Linked DNA regions of Homo sapiens: region 1 is linked to region 2. A link is an interaction called in ENCODE POLR2A ChIA-PET data of the cell type or tissue named here. Cell type or tissue: Panc1. All regions are shown on one strand. Links, peaks and the distances in the headings refer to the core of each region. The heading gives the core; the rest is flanking DNA. Region 1 has its middle 15 kb from the start of ACHE. Region 2 overlaps ZAN (zonadhesin).

What was found. Peaks named below come from ENCODE experiments on the same cell type or tissue, not always from the same donor. Only the 100,000 strongest peaks of a DNase experiment are listed, where the experiment ranks them.
Region 1: POLR2A ChIA-PET joins it to region 2 with 5 read pairs; 2 of 35 experiments call an interaction of 5 or more read pairs at or near these places.

Annotation. Positions count from the first base shown.
Region 1 is chr7:100,909,317-100,912,331 of GRCh38, reverse strand. No RefSeq gene overlaps it. Among named protein-coding and RNA genes, the nearest start is that of ACHE, 15 kb to the right of the region's middle. In Panc1, for the core only: no CTCF peak of the experiment used is centred there; no DNase peak of the experiment used is centred there.
Region 2 is chr7:100,791,370-100,794,019 of GRCh38, reverse strand. ZAN (zonadhesin) reads right to left here. Exons shown (of 48, transcript NM_003386.3): 41 at 1,872-2,054; 42 at 1,541-1,615; 43 at 2-200. Among named protein-coding and RNA genes, the nearest start is that of EPHB4, 35 kb to the left of the region's middle. In Panc1, for the core only: no CTCF peak of the experiment used is centred there; no DNase peak of the experiment used is centred there; H3K27ac peaks cover 341 bases.

The DNA of each region.
Region 1 (3,015 bases), core at 254-2,753, 120 kb before region 2:
ACTGAGTAGCGTCTGTTGAGAGCAGCGAACAGTCTTTGTTCCCATGTCTTGGTCCTACTGATTATCTTTTTTTTTTTCCTTTTGGAAACAGTCTCGCTCTGTCGCCCAGGCTGGAGTGCAGTGGCACAATCTCAGCTCACTGCAACCTCCGCCTCCCGGGTTCAAGCAATTCTCCTGCCTCAGCCTCCCAAGTAGCTGGGATTACAGGCACCCACCACCACACCCAGCTAATTTTTTGTATTTTCAGTAGAGACCAGGGTTCACCATGTTGGCCAGGCTGGTCTCAAACTTCTGACCTCAGGTGATCCACCTGCCTCAGCCTCCCAAAGTGCTGGGATTACAGGCATGAGCCACCGTGCCCCGCCATCTCTTTTTTTTTTTTTTTTTTTTTTGAGACAGGGTCTCATTTTGTTACCCAGGTTGGAATGCAGTTGTGTGATCACATCTCACTGCAGCCTCAATCTTCCGGGTTCAAGCAATCCTCCTGTCTCAGCCTCCTGGGTAGCTGGGATTACAAGCATGCACCACCACACCCGGCTAATTTTTTTTATTTTTCTGTACAGAGTTTCACCATGTTGCCCAAACTGGTCTCACACTCCTGGGCTCAAGCAATCCTCCAGCCTCAGCTTCCCAGAGGGCTGGGATTACAGGCATGAGCTGCCTCGCCCAGCCTGATTATCTTGATCTAGGTATTTACTTAAGAGAAATGAACATGTATACACACACAAGTTTTGAGTGTACTAATTATAATAGCTAAAAATTAAGAAGGGAGGTTATCAGATAGTGAAGGGATAAATTTTGGTATATCCATACAATGGAATCCTCTTTGGCAATAAGAAGGAATGAAATATATGTGAACTGACTTGGAAGAATTGCAACAACATTAGGATAGTGAAAAAAGTCAAATAGTAGACAATATGACTATTCCATTTATATAAAATTCTAGAAGAGGCCAGCTGGGCGCGGGTGGGAGAGGTGCTTCTAAATTCTCACGCCAGTGAGACTCATGCCTGTAATCCCAGCACTTTGGGGACCGAGGGGGGCAGATCATTTGAGGTCAGGAGTTTGAGACCATCCTGGCCAACATGGTGAAACCCCATCTCTACTAAAAATACAAAAATTAGCCGGGCATGGTGCTGCACACCTGTAATCCCAGCTACTCGGGATGCTGAGGCAGGAGAATCACTTGACTCCCAGGAGGCGGAGGTTGCAGTGAGCCAACATCATGCCACTGCTCTCCAGCCTGGGCAACAGAGCAAGACTCTGTCTCAGAAAAAAAAAAAAAGGAAGAACCTCGTGGAGGTAGAGTAGACTGACAGTTATCAGAGTGTAGGGAGGGGGCAGTGAAGAGAGGTTGGTTGATAGCTACAAAAATACAATTAGATAGAAGAAATAGGCCGGGCACAGTGGCTCATGCCTGTAATCATAGCACTTTGGGAGGCCGAGGCGGGTGGATCACCTGAAGTCAGGAATTCAAGACCAGCCTGGCCCACATGGTGAAACCTCATCTCTACTAAAATTACAAAAATTAGCCGGGTGTGGTGGCATGTGCCTGTAATCCCAGCTATTCAGGAGGCTGAGGCAGGAGAATCGCTTGAGCTCAAGAGGCGGAGGTTGCAGTGAGCCAAGACTGCGTCATTGCACTTCAGCCTGGGTGACAGAGTGAGACTCCGCCTAAAAAAAAAAAAAAAAAAAAAAAAAGGAAATTGAAAAACAGGAAGCAAAAAACAAAGTCATCCACAATCACCAGCATTTTACAGCTTGACATTCCTTCTAGGGTCCTGGGTGTAGGCAGAACATCCAATCTCATAGGACTGAGATCACACAATACGTATTATGCTTTTTCACGCATCATGAATATTTACCCATTCAAAACCTAAAGCTATGTGAGCATTTTGGTAACCAAGAATACACATCACCAACTCAATCTGTTAAGGAAAAAAAATGTAATCCTGCTTTTCTTGAGACAAAAATTTCATAGAAGACAAAAGTGGCAATAGGCATCTAGATAAAAAGCATTGGCAGAGTTCTGATTAAAAGACTGCATTCCCTTAATGCTCAATTTAAAATAAAAACGTAGACCAGACACAGTGGCTCACTTCTGTAATCCCAGCACTTTGGGAGGCTGAGGCGGGCAGATTGCTTGAGCTCACGAGTTCGAGACCAGCCTGGGCAACATAGCAAGACCCCTTCTCTACAAAAAATGCAAAAATTAGCCCAGCGGGGTGGCACACACCTGTAGTCCCAGCTACTGGGGAGGCTGAGGTGGGAGGCTCACTTGAGCCCAGGAGTTTGAGGCTGCAGTGAGCTATGATTATGCCACTGTACTACAGCCTGGGTGACAGAGCAAGACCCTGTCCCTTAAAAAGAAAAAAATAGATTTGGGGAAAAGTAGATCTTTATAGAGCCGAACACCTTTTTATTTATTTATTTATTTATTTATTTATTTATTTTGAGACAGAGTCTCGCTGTGTTGCCCAGGCTGGAGGGCAGTGGTGCGATCTCGGCTCACTGCAACCTCTACCTCCTAGATTCAAGCAATTCTCCTGCCTCAGTCTCCCAAATAGCTGGGATTACAGGCGCCCGCCACCAGGCCCAGATAATTTTTTGTATTTTTTAGTAGAGACAGGGTTTTGCCATGTTGGCCAGGCTGGTCTTGAACTCCTAACCTCAGGTGATCCACCCACCTCGGCCTCTCAAAGTACTGGGATTACAGGCATGAGCCACCACACCCAGCCTTTTTTTTGAGACAGAGTCTCACTCTGTCACCCAGGCTGGAGTGCAGTGGTGCGATCTTGGCTCACTACAGCCTCCACCTCCCAGGTTCAAGTGATTCTCCTGCCTCAGCCTCTTGAGCAGCTGGGATTACAGGCACCTGCCATCATGCCCGGCTAATTTTTGTATTTTTAGTAGAGACGGGGTTTGGTCATGTTGGCCAGGCTGGTCTCACACTCCTGACCTCAGGTGATCCACACACCTCGGCCTCCCAAATGCTGGATTACAGGCATGAGTCAC
Region 2 (2,650 bases), core at 1-2,500:
CCTGGTAGTAGATGCCATTGCTGGTGCAGCCACAGTCAGCCAGGGGAGGCTCTGGGTGCCACTGTAGGCATAGCCTGGGATGCTGGCGCAGCCTTCCACGCAGGGGCCCTCGCAGTCCCCGGGGTCTGCCAGGTTGGCACAGGATGCTGGGCAGGGTGTCATACAGCTCTGATATATGGTACCTGCTGGACACTCCATGGCTGCGGGGACAGTCATGGTCAGAAACTGGCTGGGGCTGGGCAGGCCAAACAGGGGCAAGGTCACCCGATAAAACTCAGAGTAGGCTGGGCACAGTGGCTCACACCTGAAATCCCAGCACTTTGGGAGGATGAGGCAGGTGGATCACCTGAAGTCAGGAGTTCAAGACCAGCCTGGCCAACATGGTGAAACCCCATCTCTGCTAAAAATACAAAAATGAGCCGGGCGTGGTGGCGGGCACCTGTAATACCAGCTACTCGGGAGGCTGAGACAAGAATCGCTTGAACCCAGGAGGCGGAGGTTGCAGTGAGCCGAGATCATGCCACTGCACTCCAGTCTGGGCAACAAAAAGCGAACTCTGTCTCAGACAACAACAACAAAAACAAAAACACTCAGCGTTGCATATAGGCAGGAAGCTAGAACGTGTTGCAGCTTCATCTAGGGTCTTTTTTTTATTTTTTATTTTTTTAAATTTTTTTTAGAGATGGAGTCACTCTGTTGCCCAGGCTGGAGTGCCCAGGCTGGCGTGATCACGGCTCACTGCAGCCTCCAACTCCTGGGTTCCAATGATCCTCCCACCTCAGCCTCCCTGGTGACTGGAGTTACAGGCATGCACCACCACACCCGGCCAATTTGTTAAGATTTTTATAGAGATGGGGTCTCACTGGTTCCCCAGGCCGGTCTCAAACTCTTGGATTCAATTGATCCTCCTGCCTCTGCCTCCCAAAGTGGTGGAACTACAGGTATGAGCTACCATGTCCAGCCTGTCTAGTCTTTTCTTTTTTTAATTTCTTTCTTTTTTTCGTTCTTTCTTTCTTTCTTTCTTTTTTTTTTTTTTTGAGATAGGATGTTGCTCTGTTGCCCAGGCTGGAGTGTGGTGGTGTGCGGTCATGGTTCACTGCAGCCTGGCTGGAACTCCTGGGCTCAAGCCATCCTCCAGCCTCAACCTCCCAAAGCACTGGGATTACAGGTGTGAACCACCACGCCCAGCCCATCCAGGGTCTGCAACATTAGAACATTTGAAGGAACTGGTTGAGCGAAGGTGGACCTTGGCAGGAAGGAGCGGGATGCGGGATGGGGTTGGGAGGCTCCCAGGCAGGGGCAGAGAAGGAGCCAGGCTGCCGGTTGTGCTGACTTGGACCTGGGACTAAGGCAGAAATTCGAGGGATGATGGGACTAAGACAGAAAGCCCGAGATGAGGCAATGGTGGGAAGAGCGTTCAGCAGAGGTGGACGGCAGAGGGGTCAGGGTCGGCACAGGGAGGGGCAACACCTCACCGCAGAGGGTGCGGTCCCGCCAGCCAGCCAGGGCAGCGCCCGCCTCCTGGCAGAGGATGGCGTACCCACTGAGGACCTGGCAACGCAGCTCCTCTTGCTCTCTTGGGTCCTGAGCAGAGCACAGATCCAGCACGCAGTGCCTGGTGCAGAGAGGGGGCAGGAAGGGCACAGTCAGTTTGGGGAGGGGAGGAGACCCACCCCTGCAGAAGAGAGCCTGGAACCCCAAACAGAAAGACATCAGTCGGTGTCCAGTGAGGGTCACAAGGAAATTAGGCCACAGGGAGAACGGAGGAGTGAACCACACAGAGCTTGGGTCAGGAAGCGGGCAGGAGGCCCCAGGGAAAGACCAGAGCAGGCACCTGGGCCATTCCCACAAGTCCTGGGCCCATGACTCACTCTTGGAAGGGCTCTGGGGCCACCGTCTGGTGACAGGCAGCAAAGGGGCCCTGGGGGTCTGCCAGCACCCTACAGGCCTGGGTGCTGTTGCTCGCCAGCTGCTCCGGGCTACATTCGGACACTTGGAGGCCCGTGCGGAGGCCCAGCTCCGCCCCTTGTCCCTCCTCCTCCGCTGGTATAGCCCTGCAGTAGAGACAGCCACGGGGTCAGGTGAGGCCCCAAGGAAGGTGAAGTGGGGGAAGAAGAAGAACTGATTAGCCGGGCATGGTGGTGGCTGCCTGGAGTCCCAGCTACCCGGGAGGCTGAGGCAGGAGGATGACTTGAGCCCAGGAGGTGGAAACTGCAGTGAGCCAAGATCACGCCACTGCACTCCAGCCTGGGTAACAGAGCACGACCCGGTCTCTAAAAAATATATTTTAAAAAAAGAAATAAGAACTACTGGGGCTGGGTGTGGTGGCTCACACCTGTAATCCCAGCACTTTGGGAGGCCTAGGTGGGCAGATCCCTTGAGGTCAGGAGTTCGAGACCAGTATGGCCAACATGGTGAAACCCTGTCTCTACTAAAAATACGAACATTAGCTGAGCGTGGTGGCCCATGCCTGTAGTCCCAGCTACTTGGGAGGCTGAGGCACGAGAATCACTTGAAACTGGGAGGCAGAGGTTGCAGTGAGCTGAGATCATGCCACTGCACTCCAGCCTGGGTGACAGAGGAAGAAGAAGTAGGAGGAGGAGAAGAAGAAGGAGGAGGAGGAGGAGAAGGAGGAGGAAGAGGAGGAGGA